2 separate regions of the Homo sapiens genome follow, and region 1 is linked to region 2. Evidence: chromatin loops called from intact Hi-C (ENCODE). Cell type or tissue: endothelial cell of umbilical vein. All regions are shown on one strand. Links, peaks and the distances in the headings refer to the core of each region. The heading gives the core; the rest is flanking DNA. Region 1 overlaps PACRG (parkin coregulated). Region 2 has its middle 7.5 kb from the start of DKFZp451B082.

Evidence for each region. Hi-C counts contacts between places; a loop is a spot of excess contacts. Peaks named below come from ENCODE experiments on the same cell type or tissue, not always from the same donor. Only the 100,000 strongest peaks of a DNase experiment are listed, where the experiment ranks them.
Region 1: it touches region 2 in a loop (5-fold over the local background); 2 of 110 quality-filtered maps call a loop at or near these places.

Annotation. Positions count from the first base shown.
Region 1 is chr6:163,279,798-163,291,210 of GRCh38, forward strand. All of the region lies in intron 4 of PACRG (parkin coregulated), which reads left to right. Among named protein-coding and RNA genes, the nearest start is that of PACRG-AS1, 39 kb to the right of the region's middle. RefSeq lists an enhancer at 11,076-11,413. In endothelial cell of umbilical vein, for the core only: no CTCF peak of the experiment used is centred there; a DNase peak (open chromatin) is centred at 4,584; H3K27ac peaks cover 596 bases.
Region 2 is chr6:163,348,808-163,360,220 of GRCh38, forward strand. No RefSeq gene overlaps it. Among named protein-coding and RNA genes, the nearest start is that of DKFZp451B082, 7.5 kb to the left of the region's middle. In endothelial cell of umbilical vein, for the core only: no CTCF peak of the experiment used is centred there; DNase peaks (open chromatin) are centred at 5,424, 6,534, 6,824 and 7,714; H3K4me3 peaks cover 265 bases; H3K27ac peaks cover 3,207 bases.

The DNA.
Region 1 (11,413 bases), core at 1,312-9,311, 70 kb before region 2:
ATAAGTCATATTTTCCAGCTAATTGAAAGAGCTTGCTTGAGAGAAGGAGAGTCAACTCCATGAAGATAGATTATTCCTATGTTATTGAATTACCTGGGAAGAATTATCTTCCCAAATCAACCTAGCAGGGCATCCACCCTCAGCCTGCACTGCGCATCCTTGTTTTGGGATCTGTTGGTCTGTCCTGAGGTTCATCCTTTGCACTGGAAGCTTCTGAGTGAGCCCTCCCTCCAGAGGCAGAGATTGTTTTCGCTCGGGTCTGCTGCCACCTGGCCAGCTGGCCCTTCCTTCACCAAGCGTCTCTGCTCCACTTCCACTCTGCATGGCCTCTGCTCAGTCTCCTTTCCATCCTCCCAGATCTAGCAGCTCATGCTGTGTGCATGGGATGTGGAGTTATCACTTTAGGGAGTGAGTCTGCCACCTCTAGAAGCTGTGTTGTTGCTGCCGTGTCCTGAGCCCTGCCTCCTCTGAACGTCCTGCTCTGCACCCCCATGCTAGCACCACCACAGTTCCCCAGTTGTGGCTCTTGAGCTGGCCCCACCTGTCTGGGCTGTCTCAACAGTTTTGGGTTTGCCTGGATTTCACTGCATCTTGAGCTGGTAGGGGTTATACTGTGCACCACCCCATAGGCACACACAGAGCCAGGCAGTGTGGTGAACAAAGGCAAATGTTCAATGAACACTCATTTCAAGGTCTTCACTCTAAATGAGAAGATCCCATCTATCCCATGTTGTCTTAGTCTGCTCAGGCTGCCATAGCCAAACACCAGAGACTGAGCGGCTGGAACCACAAAAATGTATAATCTCACATTTGTGGAGACAGGAAGTCCAAGATCAAGGTTCGGCCAATTTAGTATCTGGGGAGGGCTCTTTTCCTGGCTTGCAGGTGACCACCTTCTCACTGTGCACTCACATGGCCTTTCCTGGATGCATGTGCACAGGGAGAGAGCGGGAGCAAGCTTTCTGGCACCTCCTTATAAGAACATGAATCCTATTAGATCATCTGACCTCGTTTGGACTTAATTTCTTCCTTAGAGGTCCCATCTCCAGATACAGCCACACTGGGGGTTAGGACTTCAACATATGAATTTGGGGAACACAAACATTGGTTTATAACACATGTAAACCACAACTTATGGCAGGAAATGATGTCATGAGAAGTAGAATTAAAATCACCAAGGAGGGAATGGAAGAGAAGATGCTCCTTCCCGTCAGATTATGAAAAGGGTATCATTTGAACTGAGATGAGCAAGATGGGTAGGCTTTGTGCATCCGGAGATGGGGGGATGCTCCAGGTGCAGAAGCCAGTGCAAGCACAAGTGGGCAAACATAAGGCACTAGACTCTGGGCTGGAGCGGTGGAGAGGTGGGGCCAGCTCAAGAGCCACAACTGGGGACCTGTGGTGGTGCGAGCTTGGGGGTGCAGAGCAGGACGTTCAGAGGAGGCAGGGCTCAAGAAACGGCAGCAAGGCTACTGGGAAAAACACCCTCAGGAGTGAGGAAGAGCAGATCATTGCCATTGAAGAAGCCCTTGGCTCCTGTGGAGAGATCTGAGACTTTGCCTCAGCACAGTCCTCAAAGGTATCTGCATGGGATGGAAGTGGGGTGGCAGCAGCTGGCATGGCTGGAGCTGTACCTTAGAAAGGGTAAGCTTGCAACACAATGTAAAATACATTGGACAGTAAGGCCAGATCAAAACATTGGCGTACAACTGCTAAAAAATAACAATAGCCAAAAATCAAGATGAATTTTTTTTTTTGCTATATGAAATCTAGATAGTGTACATTTAATTTCATTTAATTTCAGAAGTAGAAATCTATAGCAAGATCTCTAGTAAATGAACCTTCAAATTTATCATTATGAAGACAAAATTTAAACATCTTATATTCAATAATTACCAATTCTAAGCAAAATTCAGAATCCATAGAGTAATAATATATAATTGAAATACAGTGTATATGAGTCAGGCTACATTGAGCTAATCTTTTGATCTAGTAATTCAACAGCATAGGAAAAGGAATGAGGCCCACCCAATTTTGGCATGCATTCCAAATTCAATTAACTTTAACCGATATCTTGACAGCATTCTTTCCTTTCTTATTAAAACAAAATCTCTTAAATGTTCAAGATAAAATCAGATGAGTATCATGTGCACAAGAAGCAGATCAAGTTTTTCAAGAATCTTTAAAAATAATGTAGATTAAATCAATAGAAATAGAAGCATTAATTTGAATATTCAGAACTTTTTTAAAATTATTGTTTGGGTCACTTGAAAAAAAGGGCAATTTTCTTTTCCTTATTGAATAAAGCATTTGGATAATATTAAGACATTTAAAGTAAGCCACCAGAGAAGAAAAATTTCACCATAGTTACGCTCATTGTAAGTCAAAGACTTTGAGGTGATATACAAATTATGCTGATGTTAATATACACACAGACTTAAGAAAAAGAAATTTTCCCACCCCACCAAGTAATTAGCAGGTCAAATCTGTCCTCTTAGAGCCAAAAAGTGAAAATCTAAATGAAGTCCTTGGTCAAGAAGTCTTGACTGAAAAGCTACCTCCTGTGTCTCCAATTTACCCCCTACAAAAATATTTATTTCTCTTATCTCTTTATCAAAAGAAATTCATCTGGGCCAGGTGCAGTGGCTTAGGCCTGTAATCCCAGTACTTTGGGAGGACGAGGCAGGTGGATCACCTGAGGTCAGGAGTTCGAGACCAGCCTGACCAACATGGTGAAACCCCATCTCTACTAAAAATACAAAAAATTAGCTGGGCATGGTGGTGTGCGCCTGTAATCCCACCTACTTGGGAAGCTGAGGCAGGAGAATCACTTGAAACTGGGAGGTGGAGGTTGAAATGAGCTGAGATCACACCACTGCACTCCAGCATGGGCAACAAGAGTGAAACTCCATCTCAAAAAAAAAAAAAAAAGAAAAGAAATTCATCTTAAAGGTTTTGGATTTAGCCATGACAAGGCTTACACCATCCAGTGTGTACTTTTCTTCACTTTCTTTTAGACATAAAAAACAATGGGAAACAACAATTTCTTTCTGCAAACACATGGCCCCAAATTGCTCAATCATCAAGCCCTTCTACAAGGAAAGCCTTTGCACCCATTGCTACAATGACCTGCCACTGGGGCAAATTTTGTGTAAACATGTAAATTTTAGTGGTTATCATTTTATTAAAAAAAGAAGCTCTTGAATGTTTTTTACTACTGATTCTTGGCATTCTGTGTCTTTTGTGTATGTATAATTTAAAAATCACTTTGAGCATTTATGCACATTACTATATGACATGATAATTTTCATGCAAAAAATCAAAATCAAGTTTTAGATTAATTTAAAGGGTATCTGTAATATACACTCAGTTTATAAATGTGGGTGATGTGAATGTAAAGAGACAGACATGACCTTTCCTGACTCTGGTTGGTGGCAGATGTGTATTTTAGTGTCTGAGCTTTCCAGCCATGAACACAACATTCCTGATGATTTCCAAAAAGCGCTTAACTCGAAGATGTGGAAATTGCAATGAAGGAATCAGTCCTTCTAACTTGTAGCCAGCAATTATATATCCAAAAAGATTGGAACTAGGGATCAAACCTGAACAAAGAAATAGATATGCAATTTGATTAAGATTATGTTTTTCAGATTAGGATGCCATAAACACAATGTTATGGATAAATCAATGTGTTAGGTTTTTCCAATAAAAACAAATTTAGGGCCGGGCGCGGTGGCTCACGCCTGTAATCCCAGCACTTTGGGAGGCCGAGGCGGGTGGATCATGAGGTCAGGAGATCGAGACCATCCTGGCTAACAAGGTGAAACCCCGTCTCTACTAAAAATACAAAAAAATTAGCCGGGCGCGGTGGCGGGCGCCTGTAGTCCCAGCTACTCGGGAGGCTGAGGCAGGAGAATGGCGTGAACCCGGGAAGCGGAGCTTGCAGTGAGCCGAGATTGTGCCACTGCAGTCCGCAGTCCGGCCTGGGCGACAGAGCGAGACTCCGTCTCAAAAAAAAAAAAAAAAAAAATTTAGGCCAGATGCGGTGGCTCACACCTGTGATCCCAGCACTTTGGGAGGCCAAGGCCGGTAGATCACTTGAGGTCAGGAATTTGAGGCCAGCTTGACCAATGTGGTGAAACCCCATCTCTACTAAAAATACAAACTTAGCTGGGCATGGCGGTGCATGCCTGTAATCCCAGCTACTTGGGAGACTGAGGCAGGAGAATCGCTCAAACCCAAGAGGCAGAGGTTGCAGTGAGCCAAGATCAAACCATTGCACTCCAGCCTGGGCAACAAGAGCAAAACTCTGTCTCAAAAAAAAAAATTAAATAGGGTTTAATAAACAGATTTATTTTGAATTTTTAATTATTGCAATCCAAAGAATTATACAATTATAAAACTGTAGGTTTTCTGGAAGATTATCTTGTCCCTCTTGCCATCCTGCATAAAAACAAGCCAAGGTTCAGAGAGTTTGCTGCCAGCCCGGGGCCAGGCCAGCAGCTGCTGGACGTTCTGACCTCAGTCCCAGACTGTCAGCTCCTTTAGAGGGGAGTCATCTTCCGTTCCAGCCGGTATCACTGCCCTCTGGCCCCACAGAGTTCACGGGCATGAATTTCTTCCATGCACATGCTGAAGAACAGTGGTCTGGCAGAGAGCCTTGAACTAGGAACTGGGAGATGTGAGTGATTATTAGAAAATTGCTCATTAAAGCTCATAGTGTGTTTAACAGATTAATGTTATTTTATTTTAGATATTTTTATTTTAGATTTTTAAAACCATCTTATTCTAGATGTTTTAAAGCAAGAAATAAAACCGGTATTGAAACACATGACATCACATAAGTGCTCTTCCAGCATCTTGATGGTATTTGAGTTCTGGATGTCCAGAGCCGCCCCCAACCCCCGCTCCCCGCCTCCCTTCTGATGCCTCTCAGGGACTCGGCCTTCATGTGTCCAAAGGCAAATTCCTGCCCTTCTATCTCCTCAAGCCTTTGTCCTCCCCTGTTGCCCCTGCTAAAGCTGTTGCCATCTATCCCTTTGCACAAGAGAAATACAGGTATCCCTCTCTCTCACTTTATCAAATTCAACACCATGTTCTAGCTGTTTTTTAATTTTCCAAAATAGGTCTTCATTTCTCTACCACCCTAAACCAAGCCACTATCATCACATTGCCTGGGGCAGTGCAGTAGCCATTGACCTTCACACCCATCAAATATTGTCCAAACAGCAGCCTCGACTCAAAATCAGTCATGCACTGGTCCACTTGAGCCTTCCTTGGCCTCCTTTTGGCCCTTAGAATAAGGTGACCACCCATCCCAGGGACCTCAGGGCCAGCATCACCTGACTCCTGCCTGCTTGTCCAGCCTCCCCCAGACACCCCTCTCCCCACCCCACCTGCAACTCCACCGGACTCATCTCTGCTTCTGAACAGATCCAACTCTCCCCTACCGCAGGGCCTTTGCGCAAACCCTTCTCTTTGCCTGTGATCCTTTACGCCCCTGTCTCCTTCCTTGTTCGTCCCTCCCGCTTCCCCTGACACATCCCCACTCGGGCAGCACCCCCACCCCGCCAGCCCCAGTCCAGGCTAGATCTCCCGTCTAAGCTCCCACAGCACAGTAGCAGTGATGATTTATTTAAAGCTCCTCTTCCCTGCTAGAGTGAATCCCCATGAGGTCAAAGACCGGATCTTTTCTGTCAACCACTGTATCCTCAGTTCCTAGCACAATCCTGACATCTTTAATCTCTGCTTCACATCATGGCGGGAGAAGCCAAAGGGCCCCGGAGATATTTGCCAGAGAAGCAATTAGGAAAATGGCCCAGCCCAGAGAGCTGGAGCAGAAATGAAGTCCAAGGAAAAGAATGCACCGTCCGTGATGGGGAAGGAATAATAACCACAGCTCCTGCACAGGCAGAGCAGCTCGGATGCCTGTGTCATAAGGAGCAGAGCTGTCATGGATGCATATACTATGTGCGGCTCTGTATAAATTCCTCTCAGGTAGATGACAGCATCTAGCAAAGAACATTGCCCACAGTAGGTGCACCATCCGCCTCGACCGGTTTGATTTGACTGTAGACTCTGAAAGGAGCCTCACTGTTCAGCTAGGCTGCTGGAAGGGACTGAATGACTCCATCCCTTCATGACAGAGGCTCCTTGTCTTGAACTTGGAGGAAAATGCTCTATTGCATGGTTCTGTCGTGTAAATCACTTTTAAAAATTATTCTTCCCTCTATAAAAGTATGCATATTTTGGAGCATGATCTATCTTTATGCAAGTGGAGGGGTGAACGGAATATTTCATCAGGATAACCATTTACTGACAATTCATGCTATTTTATAGTCCATGTCTTTTGGAATGGATGGGAGTTTGTTATTCAGTGGTTTATAAAATCTTCCAGACTGAATGATGAGCTCACATCTGTTACAATTGGTATGGAAAGTAAAACTGGCGTGAGTTGTCCATAAATATTTATTGTCAGGAAATATCAGTATGTACAGCTGTTTTTAGGAAAATAATGCCTATTTTATTATTGATACATAAAGTGGGACATTTATGTTTACTACCCATAATAACACAGGTAGTAATAAAACAATATTCTGTAAAGAGTATCAGAGAGGCAGAAACAAAGATGAAATTTTGGTTTCTAAAGCAAGTTTTACAAAAACATTATTTAAAGACCATACTACTATTCTCAATCCCTTTCAAAGTGTTAAAAAACTTTAAGTCAGTCAAGAATTGGCAACTAATTTTCAGAATCAATAATATGATCATAATTTCTGCCATAGAAAATGGCTTTGCTGTCAAAGACCATCTTGAGAACAGGCAGTATATCCATGCTGAATTCAACAGTTCTTACCTCCTAATGTGAGCCTTGGTCATCTGGAAAGAAACAGGCTCCTTACTGAGTTCCATATCGTCCCTTCCTGCTCCCCAAAAGGCTTTTTTGAGGGAAAACTTTCCGCAACAGGTCACTTTAAAACTACATAAATATGTATATGTGGTATGTAAGTGTATGGATGTTTATGTACATGTGTGTATGTATATGCATATGTGTATTTATGTGTGTGTTTATGTGTACACGTGTAGATGTATGTGCATATATGTAGGTGTGTATTTGTATATGGATATGTATGTGACTGTGGATGTGTGCTTGCATATGTGTAGATATGTGTATATGTGTTTGTGTATCTGTATATATGTATATGTACATATGTGAATGTGTGTATGTGCGTGTGTGTGTGTGTGTCTTCCCTCAAAGACCATCTGATTATTTTTCCCATGCAGCAGATAGTACATGAGTAGTTTGCACCTAACTTTTAAAAGTCTTATGCGTATGGTTGGTGGCTGTCGGAACGAAAGTGATTTTTCAGGACAATGTCAGGCTGCAGAATCAAGGGCCCTGAGGAGAGAAATGGCAGGCAAATGCTGGGGTCGCATTTGCTTTGGTGTTCCTTGCAGGTCAAAAAGACAGCAAGCTCTTGCCTTTCACTTTGCAAAATCTGAACAACGTTTTGGAAACCTGGTCCCCACTGCTCTTACAGAAGGGAAAGGGACCCCTCACCAGGAAGAGCCAGTTTCCCAACCCCAGAAGCCGGGGACCCTCAGCCCTCCCAGCAGCCTTCGCCGCCACGTTTGTCCCCACAGGCCGCACACACGGCCATGCTCACCTCCTCCTGCGGAGGCTGCCCAGGCCCCTCACAGCCCGCAGGATCTGGGTCACACCTGAGCCAGCTCTGGGGACACTTCGAGGCTCTGCATTTCTTACATGTTTCTTTTCAATCCTGACCTTCTCTTAGATCACCCCAAAGGGACACCCCGAGCCCTGACCATTTACACAGATAGTCTTTTAACACTTGGAATGGAAGCATTTGAGCAAAGAACACCAGAAACAGAACACCAGCCAGTCTCCTGCCAGATGGATGACATTATTTTCCACTCATTTAACAGAGAAAAATAATTGAACGAGGAACCGGGGTACATGTGTTGCTCTGAGTGTGGCGTGCGCAGTTGGGAAACCTCAGAACGGTGTGGCCCGACCGTGGCCATGCTGAGGGTTTTGTGGTCTGGAGGTTCCTGGAGATTTTCAGGATCTCACATTCAGAATCCCACATTTTCAGAAACACCACAGAAGAAGCTATTTATTTGGCTTTGTTGTTTTCTTAAAAATTAAGGAAATGATTTGGAGAGACTAGGCCTCCGGGTTCTTGCTTTTCTTTTCCCCACAGAATTTAGACATTATTCAAACATTTATTCTGTATCATCTTTTTAGTTTGTTTTTCAAAAAAGACATTTATCTTGTGATAATGGCTAGTTGCAGAAGCTCAGTGAGATTCTCAGGTTTTCTTAATTGCAATTTCGTCTCATGCGCTTGAAATGCCAAGCACTAATGGTGTTTGAAGTGGGGCTGGCGTCTGATTCACCTTCAGAGTTATCTTGAGCTTTCAGCCACAAGAATTTTAAACCTGACAGTGGTAAAGAAATGCCCTTCTTTCCTGATTGCTCCGTGTGCGTGGTATTCTGTAACCGAGGTCATTAAAGGTAGACGTCACAGTGGCAAGAGCCCGACAGGCCTGTCTCCTGGTGTGCCACCTCCATACTTTGGGACTTACCTGTTACAGTTTCTTGGCCTTGATTTCCTCATCTGAAAAACAGGAGAATAAGCTCTGTTAAGCAGGATCAGTACAAGGATTAGATTCACTTATTAACATTCTCCTACATTTGAAATTCTAAATGAGCACAAAAGAGTTTCGCGACTGTCATACCTTTGAATGGGAACTAATAAAACTAAAAATCCCATGTTGCCAAGTTTATAATGCTGATTCATTTTATGCATCACTTTGCCTGAAGTTTCAGCATAAAATGTGCTCTCGATTATCTAAGAAAAATAATGCATAGAGAACTTTTTATGACCAAATACTCGTCTATACCACTCAACACTTTTGAATGGCTTTCCCAATTACCTTCCCGGAATATACAGGGACCATAAATTAGTTCTACAGAATATCTAAAATAACTACAATTTAGGGGGTATGTGTGTAGCAAAACATCATGGAATGCACTCTAAAGAGAAATACATGTGAATTCAGATTGCATGTTCTTCAGGAGGGACTTATTCAGATGCGGCCCTTCCTTAGTGCAATTAACTGTGAACTGCCACAGTGAGATCAGAAGGTCGTGCCCAGCAAAGGTGAAACACAGTGATAAAAGCAGTCCCTCCATCAGCGAGGACAGGCTCAAGGTCAGCCAGTTGCCATTGAGATGCTAGACTGTGGCATGCAGATGGGAGCCTGGAACTGGTCGCTGGAAACCACACCAACAAATTTGGAATTCCGTGCACTGATATCTACCCCACATGAGCAGAAACTGAGTTTGGCCGTGGACCGACTGAACCCTGCGCCAGTTCCCATGTGTCAGGACTCGCTGGTGTGCAGAGTATTTGCTGCGGCTTTGATCTCATTGTTTTAGTTTACTGGCTCTCCTGATTTGGCATTAAATGCGTTAGAACCTAATCAGTTCCAAGATGGCTTTCACGATGCGGTTCCTTTTCCTAACTATTTCCAAATCAATTCACTTAGGGACATTATAGGTTAAGAGTAGTTGTTGTTCTCATATGAATCTTGAGTCAGTTTTTCTTTTGTAAATAACTTCATTCTTTTTCATTGACCTCCTCAATATTTATTTCTAAATATTTTTAATTTTTTAAAATACTTAAGATTTCATTTGAAATAGAATTAAATGAAAGTTAAGGAAGCCTTATCATGAATCCAGTTCTGCAATGTCATTCTATTAATAGCTGCAGTCTAAATACCAGTCCCAGCCATCACAGCATGTCCATCGGGTAAATCCTCACTACGTGTGGCGCATGTTGTCCTCCCCAGCCCTGTACTAGTCCAGGAGGGAGTTATTCTGCTCCCTGCTTTACCTATGAGGAAATGAAGACCGGGAGTGGGGACAGGGGGAGCTGGTGCCAGGGCAGGGACAGAGCTTGTGCCCCCCACCTTGACCACAGCACCACTCAGTCCTCTTCTGTTTTTTTTTTCTTTTTCTTTTTTATTTTATTTTATTTTGAGGTGGAGTTTCACTCTTGTTGCCCAGGCTGGAGTGCAGTGGTGCCATCTCGGCTCACCGCAACCTCCGCCTCCCAGGTTCAAGTGATTCTCCTGCCTCAGCCTCCCGAGTAGCTGGGATTACAGGCATGCACCACCACACTTGGCTAATTTTGTATTTTTAGTAGAGACTGGGTTGGTCAGTTTATAATGACCACGTTAGTCAGTCTGGTCTCGAACTCCTGACCTCAGATGATCTGCCCACTTCGGCCTCCCAGAGTGCTGGGATTACAGGCATGAGCCACCACGCCCGGCCTCAGTCCTCTTCCAGTTACCCACTACCCTACCCAGAAGTCACGGCCAATCCCCACCCTGTGCCAACTCCAAATTCACTTAATTATCATACGCACATGTGCGCATGCACGCGCGCGCGCGCACACACACACACACACACACACACACACACACACACACACACACAGCAATCACTGAGTGACCATCTTAATGGGGATTGGGTTACATTCATAACCTATTTTGTAGGAGAGAATTTTCCAAGGGACCAAAAACGTTGACCAGACCCAAATCTAAAAAGTATTGCTGCCCCTGCGCCTGTGAAAATGCAAGGGACTGAGCCAATGGGAAGAAGGTGGGGAGAAGGGGCTGAGCGCCCCGCAGCCTGCCCCCACCCCTGGACCTGCGGCTGCCTCCACTTACTCCTGGGAACCTGGGCAAACCACTTCACTTCTCCAAGCCTCCATTGCCTCAACTTTCAGTAAGGATGCTAATCATAGCACCTGCCTCACAGTTGAGTTACTAAGATTAGATGAAATAATGCATTTAGGCACAGTTCAGCTCCTGGCACTAGAAAATATTCAACGGTGTTAGCACTGTCGCTATTACTGTGTCATGACTCAATGGGAGAGCACTTAAGCTAGTGCCTTCCACACAATGGTCACTTAAAAATGTCCTTAGTTAAATGAAATCGGATGCGCATGAGTTCAGCGTGAGGTCCGGGTCAGGGAGAGGAAGGGGCATTGGCGGGTAGGGTTGCGTCGGTGGGGCCTCCTCTCTGCCTCTGACTGGCCTCTTTGCCCCTCTGCTTTCCTGGTCAAAGGTTCGTAAGCAAACGGTTTCTCCCACTCCTCGGAACATGGACTTCCTTTCTGGAAGGCACTGGCCTGGCCATTTACCTCAAATGCCGGTGTTCCTGGCTTCAGTGCCCGGCTGCCCAGCGGCCTCTCCCTGAGTCTGGGTTCTCAGGTTTCTGCTCCGCCTCTAGATGACCCCTCTGCCCGCCAGAGCTGGCCTGCGGGTCACCCTGCAAGATGACCCTCTGCCTGCCCGAGCTGGCCTGCGGGTCACCCTGC
Region 2 (11,413 bases), core at 2,268-10,267:
TTTTCATGGCTGGCCCAACACAAAACTGTGAAAAGTCTCCTCTGAGGGGACACAGCTGGGAAGAGCACATGCCAATGTTCTGCCCAGGAGTGATGAGTCTCTAAGAGTTAAGGGCCCTGCTGTGAACATCCTGACCTTCTCAAAGTTCAGGGACAAATCTAATTAAAGAGGCACTGTCACACTTCTCAGCCTTCTCCACAGAATCCTTTGGGAAACCAGTTCTATGTCAGTGTTTCGGGCCAAGAATCAAAGTGACCAAGATTCTCAGAACAAGCCCCTGATGGATGTTTTGATGTAAAGGTCAGAGAGGTTGAAAAACAAAGTGTAAGAAGCATAAAACCATCCTGCCAAAAGTTTTGCAAAGGAGACCTGCATCCGAAATGAAATTGCTGAGTCAGAAGAATACCTCCAAATTCTTTGTTCTTCACCTGTTGGGTCTTTAATACAGAAATTCAGGAGTTTGTTGAAACCCATAGTTCACTTGCTTTGGAAGCAGTTACAATGTACTGTTCTCCAGGGAACATCCACCCGAGTGACACAGTACGCAGTGTCACACACAGGCCCCATTGTGCGCCTGCCCCCAAGTCTCTGGGTTCATTGTTTCCTTTGGAACATTCGCCCCAACCTCCACGCATCCAAGGCCTGCTGTCTCCAAGGCCTGTGCCTCCAATAGGCTGCCCTGGCTCACCAACCAGAAACAATCTTTGGCTCCCTAGAGCAGTGAGTCACCCAGGCCCTGGTCTCTCTGGGGGTGCCTCAGTTCTGTGCATGCCCTGCCTCCTTCCTCTGGTCCTATGTCCAGGGAGGGTTTGTCCTCATCCGGATCCTTTGCATTGCACCTACCAGGAACACAGTCTACTTTATGAAGGAAACATGCTCAAAGCATTCCGGTTCTTTCCGAGTCCCAGCAAAGGCTTTGCTGCCTGGCTGCACAGCGTCTCTTATATTTGTCTCCCTGAGTGCATTGGTTTCCTTGGGCTGTCCTAGCAAAGTACCCTGGACTCAGTGGTTTAAATGACAGAACTGTCCCGGGTCTGGAGGTTGGAAGTCCCAGGCCAAGGTGCAAGTGGGGCTGGTTCCTGCTGAGCCCCGAGGAAGGCACGGCCCAGGCCTCCGCCTGGCTCCTAGGGATGGCCAGCAGTCTTTGGCATTCCTTGGCTTGTAGAAGCATCACCCTGGGGTCTGTCTTCCTCTTCACACATCATCTCACTGCATGCGGATCTGTGTCCACATTTCTTCTTTCTATAGGACACCAGGCATAGTGGATTAGGGGCCCACCTTACTCCTGCATGACCTCATCCTAACTTAACTAATTATACCTGCAGCAGCCCTAGATCCCCATAAGGTCCCCATCTGAGGTACTGGGGGTTAGGACAACATACGCATTTGGCAGAGGGCAGGAAGGGGAACATAATTCAACCCGTGACACTTTGTAACAGAACCCTCTTTTTGATTGAGGTGGCAATGTGGCCAGCCAGAAATGCTTCTCAAAACTCAGCTCTGGCTGGGCGTTGTGGCTCATGCCTGTAATCCCAGCACTTTGGGAGGCCAAGGCAGGTGGATCACTTGAAGCCAGGAGTTTGAGACCAGCCTGGGCAACATGGCAAAACCCCATCTCTACAAAAATTAGCCAGACATAATGGCACGCAACTGTGGTCCTAGTTACTTAGAGGTTGAAGTGGGATAATTGCTTGAGCCCGGGAGGGTGAGGCTGCAATGAGCTGTAACTGCACCACTACACTCCAGCCTGGGCGACAGAGTGAGACCCTATCTCAAAACAAACAAACAAACAAACGAAAACCCAGCTCTAACAAATGAGATGTAAGTGAAATGCTATTGGGTGGGGCTTCTGGAAAAAAGACTCGTGTACCTCTTCCCCCTTGCCCCTTCTTCCCTCCTCAGCATGGATGTGATTCAGGAGGCAGAGCAGCCACAATGAGGCTGAAGCCACAAGCTATAAATGGAGGCAGAAGCCAGAAGGAATCCAGGCTCAGGATGACTTTTTTGAGCCACTACACTATCTCTAAACTAATTCCTTTTCACCTGAGAAAAATAAACTTTTCTTCATTTGAGTCAGTGGTTGTCAACCAGGAACAATTTCCTGCCCCCAGGAGACATGTGGCAATGTATGGAGACATTTTTGGTTGTCACCATTAGGGGTGGTCCTACTGGTATCTGGTGGGTGGAGGCAGGGATGCTCCTTAATGCCCTGCGGCGCACAGGACAGCCCCCAGAACAAAGAATTATCAAGCCCCACATGCAATCGTGCTGTGGTGGAGAGACCCTTGCTGAAGTCACTGCTGACAGGTTTTTATACATGAAATCCAAACAGACAGAGGGAGTGCAGCAGGGCCAGAAGAAGAACTGGCAGCAGGAACTGGAAACATTGGGAATGAAACTGGATTTTCTCCTGTTCTCCGGGGTCACCCAGCCTCCCCTTTCCGTTTCTCTCTGCAAGCCTATGCTATTCTTTTCTCTGCTGAGCAGGGCTCTTTGCTCCTTGGTAAGTCCGTAGCCAAATGCAATGTTCCTGCATCCCCTGAGTGTATGTGTCCTCTGTTGAAACTGCAGTTGAAGCTGACTTGTATCTCTGAATCCAGATGCCTAATTCCTGGAATACAGAGTTTGACTGGCCCATCTTGAGTCAGGTAAATTAACTTTGCTTGGGGAAGCAGGTCATGTAGCTAAATGTGGCTGCTATGTCCCTGGCTTAGGGGGTGGAAGGAGAGGCTAGAAGAAGGAGTTTGCTAAAAATGGGGGTCACTGGCTGAGAAGGCTGCCCAGTAGGTGTCTTCTTCAAGGAGGGACACAATTTCTCAGTTTTTATTCTTCCTAGTGCCCAGCACAGTGCCTTACAAACAGTAAGTGCTCAGTGAACAATTGAGGGGTGGTTGAGATGAGAAGAAAATAGCAAAATGCTCTGTATCTGAGGCCCTGTGGCATCATATCATTTATCCAGGAGCCCCAGGTGCTGGATGGTTAGGAAGGCCCCTCTTCCCGATCAGTCTACAAATATTGGTCCAGTACCATATGGTAAGTGCCTTCCATGCACACCTGCTCCACATATATTTACTATTTTTTTTCTGGGTTTCCAGAATTCTTTGACACCTGTAGCATATTTACTGTAGTTTATTATTATTATTTTTTTACACATTGACATTTGGACCCAGTGTTTCAAATGTAAAACTCCTTACCTAGAAAGTTATCAGAAGTTAAATAAAAATACAGGCTGGGCTCAGTGACTTTCGCCTGTAATCCCAGCACTTTCGGAGGCGGGTGGATCGCTTGAGCTCAGGAGTTCAGCCTACGCAAAAACTCCGTCTCTAAAAAAAGTACAAAAATTAGCTGGGTGTGGTGGCGCATGCCTGTAATCCCAACTACTCGGGAGGCTGAGGCAGGAGGATTGCTCAAACCCAGGAGGCGGAGGTTGCACTGACCCAGATCAGCCACTGCACTCCAGCCTGGGTGACAGAGCGAGATCCTGACTCCAAAAAACAAAGAATACAATGAGCATATTATTTGCTAACAACTAACATTGTTTAAAGATAAATGTATCCCCTGTCTCTCAGCTCTTTGGGCACTGTAAATATTTTGTAATTTAGTCTTTAAGCCCCTCCCCCCTGCCCACTTCCACCCGCCCAGCTCCTCTGGGGCCAGGCCTCTTCCTTTCTGCTCTCACACCACCCCTCTAAACTGGTCTGTCAGTCTGTCCGGTTGTCAGGGCTGACTGGCTGACTTGATAAACTTGTTCCACCAAAGGCGTTTCCCCCTGGGCAATTCGTTTCTTTCCCAACTCTCTCCCCGCAGACCCTGGAGGATGGTTTGTGTCTTAACAGGAGCATTCCAAGGACAAAATCTAATGACGCAGTGGTGGCAGGAGTTTTGTTCATGGACACAGGTCAGTGGGGAAGAGCATTTTAATGTAGGGCCTTTCCCAGCAGTCACCAAATCTTCATAGTAATCCCCACGAGTTGAGCACCTCCATGTGCCAGACACTATGATATGCACTTACAGTGGCACAGCCTCACAAACACCCTAAAAGATGGACATTAGCATCTGCATTTTGCAAATAGGAGCAGAGGGTCACAGAGCTTAAACAATGTTCTTCCTCAAGGCAGCAAAACAAATAAGAACCAGCCCTGAGGTCCAAACCCGGAGTCTTTTCTTTCAACCCGTGCAACCTCCCTACCCCTCCTTATATCCCATTGGCCTCTCACCGTGTTCTACGAGACCACAGCCCTTCGAGAGTAGACATGCATGTCCCCAGCCAGCCCAGAAGGAGATCACAGTAGCTACTTCCAGGTGGCGGAGGAAGGGCCCTGTCAGCCACAGGCCTTCTGCAGTCTCCCTCCTTGTCTCTCATGGACAGTCCCTGGAGGAACTGCTGCGTCCATGGCCACATCCCAATGTCCCATCTGCAGTTACCAAGAGAAGACTTGCTAAGATGTTCAGGGAAGAAAGGACATCATTCAGTGCTAGAACAGATTCGCCAACACCACAGCTCTTCTCCTGCCTCTGTGTCTCAACATTCAGACTGAAACTCTGAGTTCTGCAGCCCAGGAAGAGACTCCAGGAAACTGGGGGCCACTGTGCCTGCAGGCTCGTTTTCAGTCCCACCCCTCAGCCCTCCCAAGAAAATCCATAGAGAGTATCCTTCAGCATTTGTGACAGGGGAACCAGGGGACCCTCAGAATCAAAAACCCGTGGCCAGGCTGAAACCTCACACTTCACTTTCCCTAGAAATACCTACATTGAAAGAAGTTTTGCAAATCAAATCATAAGTATGTTGGAATTAATGATATACTATTAAATCCACTGTGGTGGCAAAGTCTTGGAAAATGAACTTTGTGTAATTTTTAAAAACACACTTCAACTCATCTCTTTCTTTTCTTTCTTTTTTTTCTTTTCCTTTTTTTTTTTTTTTTTTAGGCACTGGCACGATCTCATCTCACTGCAGCCTCCACCACCAGGGTTCAAGCAATTCTCCTGCCTCAGCCTCCCTAGTAGCTGGGATTATAGGCGTGCACCACCATGCCCAGCTAATTTTTGTATTTTTAGTAGAGATGGGGTTTCGCCACGTTGGCCAGGCTGGTCTTGAACTCCTGACCTGAGGTTATCTGCCCGCCTTGGCCTCTCAAAGTGCTTGGATTACAGGCGTGAGCCACCACACCGGGCCGTCACCTCATTCTCTTTACTTTCTATACCATCCTCTGAATGTTTGAAGGTGAGGCACATTCTCAGGCCAAAAATCTTTGCCAAAACCCAAGTTTAAAAAAACTAAGAAAAATTTGGTAAACTGGAATTCCTGACCTTTCCTAAACATCGTCAGCAATGAGTCTCAGCCCTTATCTTTCTGCCTGAAGAGCTCAGGGCTCTTCAGGGTCAGGAGTGAGGAAACCGGAAGAGGATGAAGAATGCGGGGTGCTAATGAGATCACTTCTGTCCTGTAGTTGGAAACCCGGCAAGAGTCAGAAGATCTGGGGCAAGAAATGAACCGAAATCTTCACTGAGTGCAGCAGCCACAAGCTTGATGACAGAGCCTGTGTATTTCACTCCAAGGCTGCACGTGTCTGTAAGAACGGGCCTCGCCCATCTTATGCAATTTGCATAGGAATCTGAGGAATATCAGCAACTCTATACAATAACTAAACAAATTTTTTTCAGAGTAAAAATTTGTTATGGAGCTTAAATAAAGACTGACAAAACATTGCATTCCTTTTTCCTTGAGCTTCTTTCAGACTAGCGGGCATCAGAATGTATAATAATGGAGCTCTCTTTGGAAAATGGTGACAAGGCTAAGGTTTCTGATTATAGCTACAAATGCTTTAAATAGCGATCATAATTAATTATTAAGAGACGTAGTCTTCCTTTACACATAGAAGACTAAAACCTTAAGGAAAAAATAGGAGATGTCGGTACATGATCTCTTCTAAGGCACTAGAGCTTTACGTGGGATTAATGTCGGTCAGCGTTTTAGGAATGGAGATGTCACTTTTGAGGAAGTGTCTCCAGGAGGTGTACTTGCCCTCACAAAGTCATGATGAAGGAAATGCTGTGCTTTTCTTTGAACTGGTGCTACCCAATGCTGGGGGAAGAGGAGGAAGATCAGACACTTGCTCCGTGTATCTCCTCTCTGTGGTTTGCAGAAGACATGTGCCAGACACAGGAGAAACTGTCTACTCATTAGCAGAGACACTAAAGGGTCTAGACGGTGCCCAACGGGGGTGGCATGTGGTATATAAAGGGGTGAAGAAAGGAATGCAGCTTGCTAGATTCATTTCCCTTTTCGATTTTCGGCAGGCTGACTCTCATTTCCCCAAAGGACATGCAGAGTTGGCATGGAGGCTCCCAGCCTGGCCGGCCCCTGGCAGGAGCTGTGGACAAAACTCTGAAATGTGGGGCTAAATGTTCAGAAACAGCAAATGCTGATAACTCCTCCAGACCTGCTGGCATTCTGCCTCCTGGCCACTCACTCCAACAGCGTGGGAGGACCGGGTAGGGGACAGACTGAGGGAAGCCTGTGCAGGCATTCATGTGTGCAGAAGTACTGGTTTGCACACGCATCTGCGTGTGGCTGTGTAGGCTGTGCTGTGTTAGCAAGAAGAAAGAAGATCACGGAGAGCATTCAGACGCCCTTCAGCTGGACATTCAGCTTTTTCTTCTTCTTCTTTTTCTTCTTCTTCTTTTTCTTCTTCTTCTTCTTCTTCTTTTTTTTTTTTTTTTTTTTTTTTTTGCCTGCTTGGCTGCAAAAGTCCAGAGGAAGTGAATCCACACTTGCTGATGACCTCATTTCCACCGCTTCCCAGCAACCCCGCCAGCCTCTCAGGGGGAGGCTTATTCAGCCAGCCACTGGGGACTGCAGGGAATGGAGACTGGGGAGAGCAGGCCTGCAGCTGCACCCCAATTCCACTCCGCCAACCCCTACTCCCACCTCTCCCATCACGGGTTGCAGCTGGCCTCGTCATTCTTAAGAAAAGGGACTCAGGTGATAGTCAGACCGAGTGATGAGGGATCTAAGCAGACAGGATCCAGCCGACAGGCCGTGGTTGTAAGTTCTGTGCAGAGAGACTGGACTGTGACAGGAACAAGTTTCCTGTGAGCATGCCATGGAAATTAGTCACCCAACAGAATCAGCAAAACATCTATTATTGATGATATTTGCCAAACTGGAGACAAATTGAGTGCTTTGTCCTGAACCAGGGATGATGATATGTGACTTTTATTAAATCAATAGATCAATTTAAAGCCAATAAGTGAACTTCCAGAGATTGATCAAAGCCATGGATAACCCAGGGAGCTGAAAGGTCAACTCCCCACGAAACAGCAGCTTGTGAACAGCGGAGACAGCCTGTGACTTTGCAGAAAGTTAAACACCGCATTCTTTTCCTTTCTCCTCTTATTCCTTCAGTTTCAGAGAAAAGTAGAAACACGCTGTATTGTGCAGCTATGTATGTGGCACGTGCATTGTTTAAAAATGTCATAGGCACTGCTGGACCCTGGGGAGAGAAACTCTGTGACGTTCAAGTGCTTTACACCAACAAGGCCCCTCCAGGCACATTCCCACGTCCTTCAATATTCATATTTGTAATTTGTCGCCCTTATACAGATTAGAAAGTTGAGGTTCCTGGAGGGGCTAAGTGACCATGCTTGAAATGGGAGGGAGAAACGTGAAGCACAGATGTGGGTATGATTCACAAACTTGCTGCCAAGGAAGGCCACAGTGTTGCACACAGGCAGGAGTTCCCCGCGGGCCTGCACTGGATCGGAAGCTGCAGACTTAGAATCGCCTCCGGGTTGGCCCCGCCCCCTCCTGCTTGGCCCCGCCCCCTCCTGCTCCCCGCCCGGTGCCACCCTCCTCCCCAGGCCTCTAGGGTAGAGCCAGCTGGGAACTGTTTCTCTACATACACACAGCACTTGTGTGCACACACACAGAAACACATGCTCACACACACACAGACACACACACGCGCACACGCAAACACATAAACACACACTCCTACATATCACACACTTGCATGCATCATCACACACTCCCATAATCACACACACACACACTCACACACACAAAACCACATAAAAACACACATACACACTCACACCCACAAAACCACATAAAAACACACATACACACTCTCACGCACAAAATCACATTCATACACCATAGATATACACACTAACACACACACAAATACATAACTACATACACACAATCACACATTCACAGACATCATCACACACATACAGACTAACATATACATAAACACGCATAAACACACACATAAAAACATAACACACGCACATAAACATACACACAGAGACACTCATGCACAGACACATAAACACACACTCGCAGACATACACACACAAAAACACACACAGAGACACCCTCATACACTCACACACATAAACACACACAGACACTCATGCACTCTCACAGTAAACACTCCCACACACAGACACTCACGAACACACTCTGTCACACACAGAGAACACAGGGCCATCCCAGCAGCACTCAGTGAAGACTGCGGGGCTGCATCCCGCTCCTCACGCTCACCCCATCCCGCCCTCCTGCGCAGCAGGCTCAGGTCACAATGCAGAGATTGAAAAACGCCATTTTCATGTGAACATTCAGAGAGGAACAGAGAATGTTAGTACAGGACACACAGTGGCAATACTGAAATGAGAAAAAGTACTAGATTCTGCTGGGCATGGTGGCTCATGCCTGCAATCCCAGCCCTTTGGAAGTCTGAGGTGGGTGGATAACTTCAGGTCAGGAGTTCAAGACAAGCCTGGCCAACATGGAAAAACCCCGCCTCCACTGAAAATACAAAAATTAGCTGGGTGAGGTGGCGCATGCCTGTAATCCCAGCTACTAGGGAGGCTGAGGCAGGAGAATCGCTTGAATCCGGGGGGTGGAGGTTGCAGTGAGCCGAGATTGCGCCACTGCACTCCAGCCTGGGCAACAGGAGTGAGACTCCGTCTCAAAAATAAATAAATAAATAAATAAATAAATAAATAAATAAATAAATAAATGAAAAAGTACTAGATTCTGAGAATGGCCTTTCTGTATATTAAAGGAAAAGACATTGCTTGAGGGAGCTTGGTAAGAGTGGCGACCAATCGTGAAGAAGAAAAGGAAATACCATGACAGCTTCTTTTTTTGAGACACAGTCTTGCTCTGTCGCCCGGGCTGGAATGCAGTGGCGCCATCTCTGCTCACCGCAACTTCTGCCTCCCAGGTTCAAGCGAGTCTCCTGCCCCACCCTCCTGAGTAGCTGGGATTACAGGTGCGTGCCACCATGCCCGACTAATTTTTGTATTTTTAGTAAAGACGAGGTTTCACCATGTTGACCTGGCTGGTCTCGAACTCCTGACCTCAGGCGATCCGCCCACCTCGGCCTCCCAAAGTGCTGGGATTACAGGCATGAACCACTGCGCCCGGCCAGACAGCTTCTTTTAAAGCTTGTATCTGGAGAAGGGTATATCTTTGAAGTGTGGGTTGGGTTTACCAAGTACAAACTGTGCTCTGAAAACTTAAAGGCTTTTTTGATAGTGTTATGGAACTCACAGATCAAGGGCACAATGTCGATATTCTATTTCATGCTTGTTCGGCAGGGCCTCTCCTATGGGGCCTTGTGGGGCTCTCTTTGCACAGTTAGCTCACGTTGGCTTGGGTGCATCTCAGGCTGGTGGATCAGGCCCTCAGGTGAGAGGAGGCCACGTGGGTGCTGATCACGCAGACAGTGTGAGTCCTGGTGTCCTGAAGAGATGGCTCCAGGGGCACTGCAGGGTCTGCGTTTGAAACTGTCTACTGTAGAGAAAGATCAAATCCTGATCAGGCAGCACCAACTTTCAGTCAGTCCACCGTGAAGGTCGCACATTTAACAAACTGAAAAATTAACATTTTTAACTGGGCACTCATTGTGTCAAGTAACACTTCATCAAGCTTCGTGTTTAGAAGAAAAGTTGTTCAATTAACACTTTACCGAACTCCTTGTGTATAAATAAGAAGTTGTTAAAGGACTCAGAGCCGGAACCCACAAAGCCTACATTCAAATAAGGTACCGAAAACAAGAATTACAGAAACAGAAGAAACATATTCTTTATGGCTGTTCAGAAATGTCAAGGAGTCGCTAAAATAGCTGGGGTGATGTGGAGGCCTCAAGACAATTTGAATCAAAAGCCTCTTCAAGGAGTGTGAAGAAGAGTGGGAGGGATGTGAGTTTGTGTCCAGGAGAAAGGAGGGAATGCCAAACAGAACATCTCGCATGAAGCAAGCTGAGAGGCAAGAGTGGCAAGTGCCCCGTGACAGGACGAGTTTGGGGAGAAGACAGAAGAGCCAGCTTGGACTTCATCTGCACCTTAGGTGGGAAGGGACTCCAGTGGAGAGCTGTGGAGGTCTGGGCCAAGAGCTGCAGGTTTTATTTGAATGGAAATGACAGACATTGAGACTTCCAAGGAAAATGGTCCAAGGGCCAGGGAAGTTCTGCGGACACAGGATGAGGGAGGGCGTCACCTTCGGAAGTTCTGGAAGTGGAATCACCTGCTGTGCGAATGGGAGATGGAAACAGGTGACGGGAAGCCGCTTCACCGGCGGGTCAGAGACGGGCTGAATCCTGGGGACAAAAGAAACTCTCAGATAGCCCAGAAGTTATTAGTCCAGGCTTCAGGGGTGGCAGGAGTCTGGTAATAGAGACACAGAGAAAAGATGGGTGCACGAGAGCAGCCTAATGCGGATCTTGGATTTAGATGTGTATAGCTTGAAATGCGAGTGGATTTCTAAGTGGAGATTTCCTACCCCCGCCCCCCTGCCAAAAAAGTTATAAATTACGGCTGGGCTCAGTGTAGGTGAGTACAGTAGAAACCATGGCCTTGGAAGTACCAGGCTCTGGCACTGTGTTTGCCCTCACACTGTGGCAGAAGAGACTTGGGTGCCCAAGACACAGCTTCGACAGCTGCGGAAGCCCAGCCTGGGGGCTTGCCTAGCCCACAAGTAGGAAGATCCGTGGTCGATCCAATTCAGTGGAAGAATGCTGATTATTGCATTGATCCTTACTGTCAGAGGTCACCAGTAGAATTCCACTGGATTCTTGCTCTTGTCCTACAGGACAATTTTTGTTAAAAAAAAAAAAAAAAATATATATATATATATATATATATATATATATATACATTCTTTATGCTCCCTTCTCTCTCTCTCTCTCTTTTTGAGACAAGGTCTCACTCTGTTGTCCAGGCTGGAGTGCAACGGCACCATCTCAGCTCACTGCAGCCTCAAACTCCTGGGTCAAGTGATCCTCCCACCTCAGCCTCCCAAGTAGCTGGGACTACAGGTGTTCACCACCACACCCGGCTAATTTTTTAGATTTTTATAGAGACAGGGTCTCCCTGTGTTGCCCAGGCTGTTCTTGAA